2 separate regions of the Homo sapiens genome follow, and region 2 is linked to region 1. The links are chromatin loops, found by intact Hi-C in ENCODE. Cell type or tissue: GM12878. All regions are shown on one strand.

Region 1 (4,000 bases):
AGCCCTGCTTATAACTCTCTGCTGCTTCTAGAGGTATGGGAACACAGAGAAGGACTGGCTAGGTATGTTTCACAGAGAAGGTGATGACTGGACTGATTGTTGCAGGATGAGAAGTTGGCCAATCAGAGGAAGATGGGGGCAGAGGATTGGTGAGGATTTTCACCCGTCGAAAGTTTCAAACAGAACTGTAAGTGGAAAGCAGGGAAGCATGACAGGGCATGTGCATTCCAGAGAATGTAAGAAGGGGAGAAGCAGGAGATGAGCTGGGAGAGAGGGCCTGGGCCGGGATGCCTGGTGAGAAGGGAGCTCATTTCTTTAGGCACTAGAGTCCAATGTGCTTTTTTACACCTGAAGTGATGTGATCACAGTCAGCACTTTAGGATTTTTGCAGGAGATTTATTCATGGTTTGGGTGGACTAATACTAGCCAATATGTGAATCACAATAAATTCTCTCTGACCTGGTGATTCTCCATTTGTACCCCCTTCCCAACCAGATCTGTTCTCTGGTCTGCACTGTGCCATCTGCACTGTGCCATAGAGAGGTTAATGCCCCTGATTGCCTCGGGGGACTCCTTTGCCTCCTATCTTCCAGTTGGGTTTAGCCAGTGGTAGGCATCGGCAAGAGATTAAAGGGTGGGAGGAGAAAGAGGTTGGGAATTTCCTCCAGCTCTTTCCCTGCTTCTGTGCCAGGGTCTGCCAGTGGCCGGGTTCCTCTGCAACCGTAGTTCCTGCCAGCAGCCCCTCCTCCATGGCTTCAGCAACATCTCACCCTCTTCCTGTCCTTGCAGATTCAGGGTAGCAATGGTTCCCTGGTGTTGCAAGTCTCTGAGTGCTTCAGCATCTCTCATTGGTTTCCTTAGCTCTGTCCCTATCCCTATAAATTGTTGTCCCTTCATCAAATCCCACTTCCAAGTCCGCGCTGCATGAGCCTTCTTTTTCTTGATCATAACTAGTCATGCTGAGAACTTACCCGATACCAATTACCATTTATTGAGTACCTACTGTGTACTTGGGGCTTCAAATGCATTTTTTTTTCCATTTAATTTTCACCACAGCTCCATGAGTTATGGACCATTTATATCCATTTCAGGAATCCCAAAAACAAGGCAGGCATACATTTAACATAGATGTTAAGTAACTTGCCCAAAATTATATAAGCCTTTTGTCCAGAGTTACACAGTTAGTCAGGAGCAAAGTTAAAATTCACACCCAGGTCTCTGGACTCTAAAACTCATCCTCTTTCTGTTGCTCTGCGGTCACTGAGTCAATTCTTATAAATGCTTAATTTGTCAGACTCTGGAAAACCAGTAACGGTAGCAGTAGTAAAATCTCTAGAGGAAGAGGGGATAGGGTATTCCGTGGAGGCTATAGGTCTTCTTGAGGAATGGTGGATCTTTAAGTAAAAGTTCCAGAACTTTGCCATTCCTGCATTGGTGGAAAACGCAATGGCAGGTGATTCACCAAAATATCCCTTGCTTCACAATGTGCAGTTCCTCTGTGGAGGGGAACTTAGCCCTTACTGAGTTCAGAAAGAAGAAGAAACTCATCCATCCAAGACCCACAGCAGAAAGCATAAGGGTTTATTTATAGAGAAGAATTTTATTATTTTTAAAAATCACTTGTGGGCTTCTGCACCAAAGCGTAGGAAAAAGCATGTGTTGGTTGCCAAGGGTCAAGGGAAACCACCTTGTTTTCTTGACAGCGCTGTGGCTGAAACAGCCCTTCCCAAAAACAATACGTTGGGGGAAGAAAGGCAAAACCAGTGGGAGGCCTGAAAATGCTGTGGTTTGCTTTTTATTTTATTTTTTTCCAGTGTCTTTGGGGCTGAAAAAGGCAGTGGAATGAATTCCACAACTAGTTTAAAATGCAGTGCCTCTTGCACTGGGAGCTCCGGGGGCTGCCCTCACATGACTCATGCCTTCCCCAACTCACCTCAGACCTCTCGTCCAGGCCCATCTGTCAAGGATAATAACAACAACACAGAAGTGATGCTGCCTTCACCTCCACCGTAGACTGCAGCGGCTCTTTCTGTTTCCTAAAACTCTTTCATAGTCTAACAAAAATGGCTGCCTTTCTCCTAAGTGCCAGGCTCCTTACTCTTAGGATTTTATCTCATCTGAACCACAACCTTTTGGAGACATCATTGTTATGCTCATTTGACAGATGAAGGAAGCCAGGCTCAGATGATTAAATACCATGCCCCAAATCACACAGCAAGGAGACAAGCTGAGATGTGAAGTCGGTGGTCTTATGCTTCAGAACAGTTCTGGGAATTCGCATTGTCTTCTCATTTTCCGAGGAGGAAACCAAAGTAGAGAGGTGGAGAGGATACTACAGACCAGGGCTCAGGGTGGCCCAGGCAGTGCTATCTCCAGGCACATGGTTCTGTCTCCTGAGGCTGTGACTCATGACGGTGCCAGACCATCAGCTAGACAAACCGCCACCCACTGGGCCACTCCAGCCAATTGCAAACCTTTGGCTTCAGAACCAAACATGTGTCCACATTGGCTCGGATATATCCACAGCCTTGCCTTGTAATGCCATCGGGCCCTCTGTATATTTTAAAAGCAGATGCCTCAGACCTCCAAAAGGCCAAGGGTTGCTTCTCGAATCTGACCTAAAAGGGCCTAACCTCAAGGACAGATCTGAATTCACCTGACATACAGCCCCAGGAGGAATCACAGAGAAAATGCTCTTACCTGGAACACCTCTACACAGACTGTTGCTGTCCTGCATGCTGCTTGCATTGAACTATGTCATTCACCAGCTGTGTGTCCCCAGACAAGGTACTGAACCTCTCTGAGCCTCACTTTCTTCAGAGGACCAGTTTAAGTTTTCACAGTCAGGAATTCATTCCTTCTAAAAACCTGTGCTAAGGAGACATGGCAAGGTGTTCTGGGCCTACAGAGACATGGGCAGAACTGGGGCAGAAGAGCAAAATGGATACTAAAGCTCTAAACCTGCCCACCAAGGTTCATAGTTTATTTTAAATTGGGGCTGTTTTGTGCCATTGCAAAGGAGGGTGAATATGCTTACAGTTATAAAATTCTGCTCTTCTTTCACAGAATTTCAGAGTAGATGGGTTGGTACAAGCTATCTTGTCTGACCACCTCCACATGGTATAGAGATTAAGGCCAGGAAAGGGAAGCCCTGGCTTGACACCTCACAAGGGCTTGAACCCAGACACAGTGCTCTTTCCAATGAGGGTCACTGCCAATCTAAAGAATTCTCTCATCTGCATATTGGACTAGGAACCTCTAACTCATAGCACTTTTCTGAGGATAATAAGAAAAAAGGGATAGGAAAATGTTTTGTACACAAATGCAGTACATGTCTGACAAGAGGTATTATTAATTTCAAATAGTCATGTGATGCTTCTTCAGTGACGCTGAAGAAGGGACCTGTGGCAGGGCTTCTAGGAGGTATGGCTCAACAAGTGTGCTTTAATTTGTCTTTAGTCAGTATACTGACATTATTTAGAAAGTTTAATCAACGTTGAAGGTAGAGAATATCTGATTTGTTTGTCAAAATGAGTGCCTGCATGTTGAAAGTTATGGTTTACCAAGAGTCCCCAACCTGTATGTCTATAGGAACCTGGAGATTAAAGCCTGAAAGTGAGTGGTAAGAATTAAAATCTACCTCCTTCATTATGTTGATGGCTATTTTTTTTTTTTTTGAGACGGAGTTTTGCTCTTGTTGCCCAGGCTGGAGTGCAGTGGCGCAATCTCGGCTCACTGCAACCTCTGCCTCCTGGGTTCAAGCAATTCTCCTGCCTCAGCTTCCCGAGTAGCTGGGATTATAGGCATGTGCCACCACGCCTGGCTAATTTTGTGTTTTTAGTAGAGACATGGTTTCTCCATGTTGGTCAGGCTGATCTTGAACTCCCAACCTCAGGTGATCCCCCCACTTTGGCCTCCCACAGTGTTGGGATTACAGGTGTGACCCACCGTGCCCAGGCGGCTATTTTTTTTTTTTTTTAACTGCAGGGATGGGCTTCAT
Region 2 (4,000 bases), 150 kb before region 1:
TAACTTGAATTGCATCTCCCAGAATTCCCACATGTTGTGGGAAGGACCCAGGGGGAGGTAACTGAATCATGGGAGCTGGTCTTTCCCATGCTATTCTCATGATAGTGAATAAGTCTCATGGATATGATGGGTTTATCAGGGATTTCTGCTTTTGCTTCTTCCTCATTTTCTCTTGCCACTGCCATATAAGAAGTGCCCTTTACCTCCCACCATGATTCTGAGGCCTCCCCAGCCATGTGGAACTGTAAGTCCAATTAAATGTCTTTTTCTTCCCAGTCTCGGGTATGTCTTTATTAGCAGGGTGAAAACAGACTAATACACTCTACCTCCCAGGTTCAAGTGATTCTTCTGCCTCAGCTTCCCGAGTAGCTGGGATTACAGGTGGCTGCCACCACACCCAGCTAATTTTTGTATTTTTAGTGGAGGCCAGGTTTCACCATGTTGACCAGGATGGTCTCAAACTCCTGATCTCAAGTGATCCACCCGCTTTGGCCTCCCAAAGTGCTGGATTATAAGCATGATCCACCGTGCCTGGCCCAACGTGAAGCTTTTGAGATGGCCAAGTGAAAGAAACAGGAACAGTATGAACAAGAAACCTCAAGCACTGGCAACTTAATTTATCTAATGAGGAATTGTATGTATGTTTGTATGTATTTGTGTTTTGGAGCAATAATTCAGAGCAGAGAAGAAAAGAATATTTCATTGAGGTTATCTGTCCATGTGGGTTTTCAACACTGCTGTGACTATTAATTAGAGTGTGTATAATTAAGCCTACCATTTACAAAGCGCCTGTTCTATCCTGGGTATTGTTGGAATATTATCTTGTTTAATCCTTACAACCACCTTATGTAGTAGGAATTGTCATGCAAATTTCCACACAAGGAATTAAGGCTGAGAGAAATGGTCAGTAGTGGAGTTACAATTTTAATTCAGCTTTTTCTGATTCCAAAGCTACTCCTACTACCACTGAATTTCAAAAGCTCTTGTGATCTCTAACACTCATGTTAGTATTTAGTATGTACAATATTGTGTCCACTCATACATTCAGTCAAGGAGCTGTCATGTGCTAGGAACTACTCTAAAATGGGGGGATTCCAACTTGTAGAAGATGGTCTTTACCAATTATCTAAAAATTTTGAACTTCAGGTATTTTTTTTAACCTGTAAGTGGGAAAACTAATATTTACCTGATACTTTGAGAGGATTACATTAATAAATGTATGAAAAGCACTTTAGAGTGTACTTAGTATATGCAAGGTGCTCGCATAAGTCTTAGAACACTCAAACCAGGCAGTTTGAGGTGAAGAGTTATTGAAAGAGTTACAGGCATAGAGAAAGCAATGAAGGATCTTGCTAGATCTGAAGGCTAGCAACAGAAGGGCACTGTTATCTTCCCCGGGCCTGAAAGGGTGAGGGGAAGGCATGGTCATGGAACCAGGAGGAGGTAGCCTCATAGAGAGGGCTGTAGCCTTTCAAGAGCTGTGGTCTTTGGTAGAGAAATGCAGCTAACCCACAGCAACCTGACAGAAAAGGAGCCAGGAGAGGAAATACCCTAACCTCACTCTCCTTTCAGTTCTGATCTCCTGCTGGTGGCACCCATTGGCCAAAACCAACTGGAGACTGGGGACAAGGGAGCCCCTTGATATCATCTACATGGTCAGCCTCCAGGGGCACAGAGCTGGATAGGGTAGTGCAGAGAGTGGATCTAGTTGGGCAGAAAAAGTATCCAGCTGCATATTCCATAAATATTGAATTCAAATCCCCAATCTGAAATTGCTTGTAGTCAAATAAGAAAGATCAGACTCTTACCTAATGTTCACAATACAGGACAGGGTGGGTGAGTCTATCACAGTAGGCTTGAGTTGGACTAGATGCTACCTCATGTTTGTCACAGCCTGCAGTGTGTCCTCAATGTCTCACAAAGCTCAGACTCTTCAAAGCAGGCCTTGAAGACCCTCTACACTGGGGCTCAGCTCACATGTCCTCCTCTCACCTGATGTAGTGGCCAAATTGGATTGCTCACGGTTCATGGTGTTTTCCTAAGCACAGTTACACCTCTGTGCTTTGACGGAAGTGCTTCCTCCAGCACAGCAGGCCCTGCTCTGCTGCCTTCCCCCAGCCCTTTTAAGCTCTCAGGGCACATACCACCTGCTCAATGAATCCTCCTCTGCTCACTCCCACTCAGATTTTTAGCATGATTTTCCTGTGCTTCTGCAGTATAGGGCTTGCTTATCTGGGTAAGGCATACTTCATTCAACAAACATTTCATTCAGCAAACATTTACTGAATGTCTATAGAGTTCCTGGCACTGTGCAAAAAGGGACTACAAAGGGAATGAAGCCTGGTTCTTTCTCTTAAGAAGCTCTTATTCTTCCTGGAATTAGCATTCTCCTTCTACTTAACCATCTCCCCACTAGACTATGGGTGTGCTGAGGACAGGGAATCAGCTTAATTATCTTTGTGCTCTCAGTGCTTAGCAACCATGTGGCACAGAAGTCTTTCAGGAAATGTGAAGCTATAGAAGAAAAAAGAGAGAAAGAGGAAGAAAGGATAGAAGAAGTTAGTTAATTTATTCCACAGCTGTTTGCGAAGTGCCTAAAATATGCCAGGTCCTAATGAGCAATGAATAGTACACAGGCTACCCACATACGGGTGTGTGTGTGTGGGGGGGTGGCGGTGCACATGAAGACTCAGAACTTAGTGGTGAGTGTCTATGAAGCTCTGAGAACAAATCAGAGGATGCCCCTCTTGACTAGCTTTCTGAACTGAAGCTTTCCGAATCCACAGGAAAGAAGAGAGGGACCTAACTGGATGCCCAACTGAGCTACTGAGTGGTGGTTAAAGGGACTCTTCAAATAATTTCAGAAAGCAGGTGATTTTTGCAATTGCAGGCTTATAGGCATATGGTATTTGGATGATATAATTTCTTTAATTGAAAGTGTTATCTTAACCAGGGAGTTTTGCAAAACCCCAAAACAAAGACATCTGTTGCTGTTTTTGTTCTTTTCCCCAGCAAACAATCTGGTGGTGAAAAATAGGAATGACTAAATGGAACACCAGGGAAAATCATGGATTTGAAAAACAAACCCCTACATCTTTAAGAGGGGGGCAACTAATCATGGCACAAAACAGGCACTTCTGAATAGAGTTTTCTGTGAAATCTTGGGTCATTATAACTCTACTTATTTTCATATCAATAATTATTAATACAGAACCAATGAGATGAGCTTATGGCAAGTTTAGTGCACTTCTCTGTTGTCCATGGACCTTAGCTATTAGCTCTGTATGCTGGTGGTTTGGCTAAATCTTTACACCAGATCCTTTAATCCATCTGCCTCCTGGACATCTTCTCTTGATGGCCCAAAGGTACCTCAAACTCAGCTGCTCAAAATTAATCTCATCAGTCTACCGGAACCTGCTTCTTCTGAATTCTCCATTTTGGGGAATGTCCTGCCAAGTCAGAAACCTCTCAGGACCTTCTCTCTCCTGCAAACCTTGCAGAAGCTGAAATCAAAATCTGTTGTCTCTCTGTTGGAAAGATTCTGCACTCTGCTGCCTCTTCTTCACCCCCACTACTTCTGTCTCCCACTCTCTGGTTACTGCAATGATTCTGCCTCTCTCTATGCCTTTATTCAACCTTGACCATGACCTATAGGGAAATGGCAGGAAGCAGAATTCACCTCACATGATTCAAATGAAGAAACATTAATGAAGGAACTGCTTAGAGGGGTGGAGAAGGGTTAATGGAATAAACAAGGGATATTGAGGCACCTAGAGACTAGCAACAGTTGGAAGCTGTTATCTCTACAACCAAAGGGACAAGGGAGAGAAACAGATATTGAAGCCCAGTGAGAACTGGAACTGTGGAGGAAGGGCTGCCCAGTGGGGCATAGCCAGAGAGGCCGTGTGGCAATAGGGAGAGAGCAGGAGAGAAATCACACAATGCACTGTCTACCCACTTTCCCCCTGTTGGTACTTCCCATTGTTTGGACCCGGAGCCT

The links. A loop is a pair of places that touch in the nucleus more often than their neighbours do. Peaks named below come from ENCODE experiments on the same cell type or tissue, not always from the same donor. Only the 100,000 strongest peaks of a DNase experiment are listed, where the experiment ranks them.
Region 2: it touches region 1 in a loop (2.4-fold over the local background); 2 of 110 quality-filtered maps call a loop at or near these places.

What each region holds. Positions count from the first base shown.
Region 1 is chr1:59,006,379-59,010,378 of GRCh38, forward strand. No RefSeq gene overlaps it. Among named protein-coding and RNA genes, the nearest start is that of LINC01358, 12 kb to the right of the region's middle. RefSeq lists enhancers at 1,450-1,559, 1,830-1,879, 1,900-1,949, 1,990-2,059. In GM12878, no CTCF peak of the experiment used is centred here; a DNase peak (open chromatin) is centred at 1,664; H3K4me3 peaks cover 463 bases; H3K27ac peaks cover 346 bases.
Region 2 is chr1:58,856,362-58,860,361 of GRCh38, forward strand. The region is part of intron 1 of JUN-DT (JUN divergent transcript); the gene reads left to right. Among named protein-coding and RNA genes, the nearest start is that of LINC02777, 46 kb to the right of the region's middle. RefSeq lists an enhancer at 1,679-1,808. In GM12878, no CTCF peak of the experiment used is centred here; DNase peaks (open chromatin) are centred at 1,540 and 2,100; H3K27ac peaks cover 584 bases.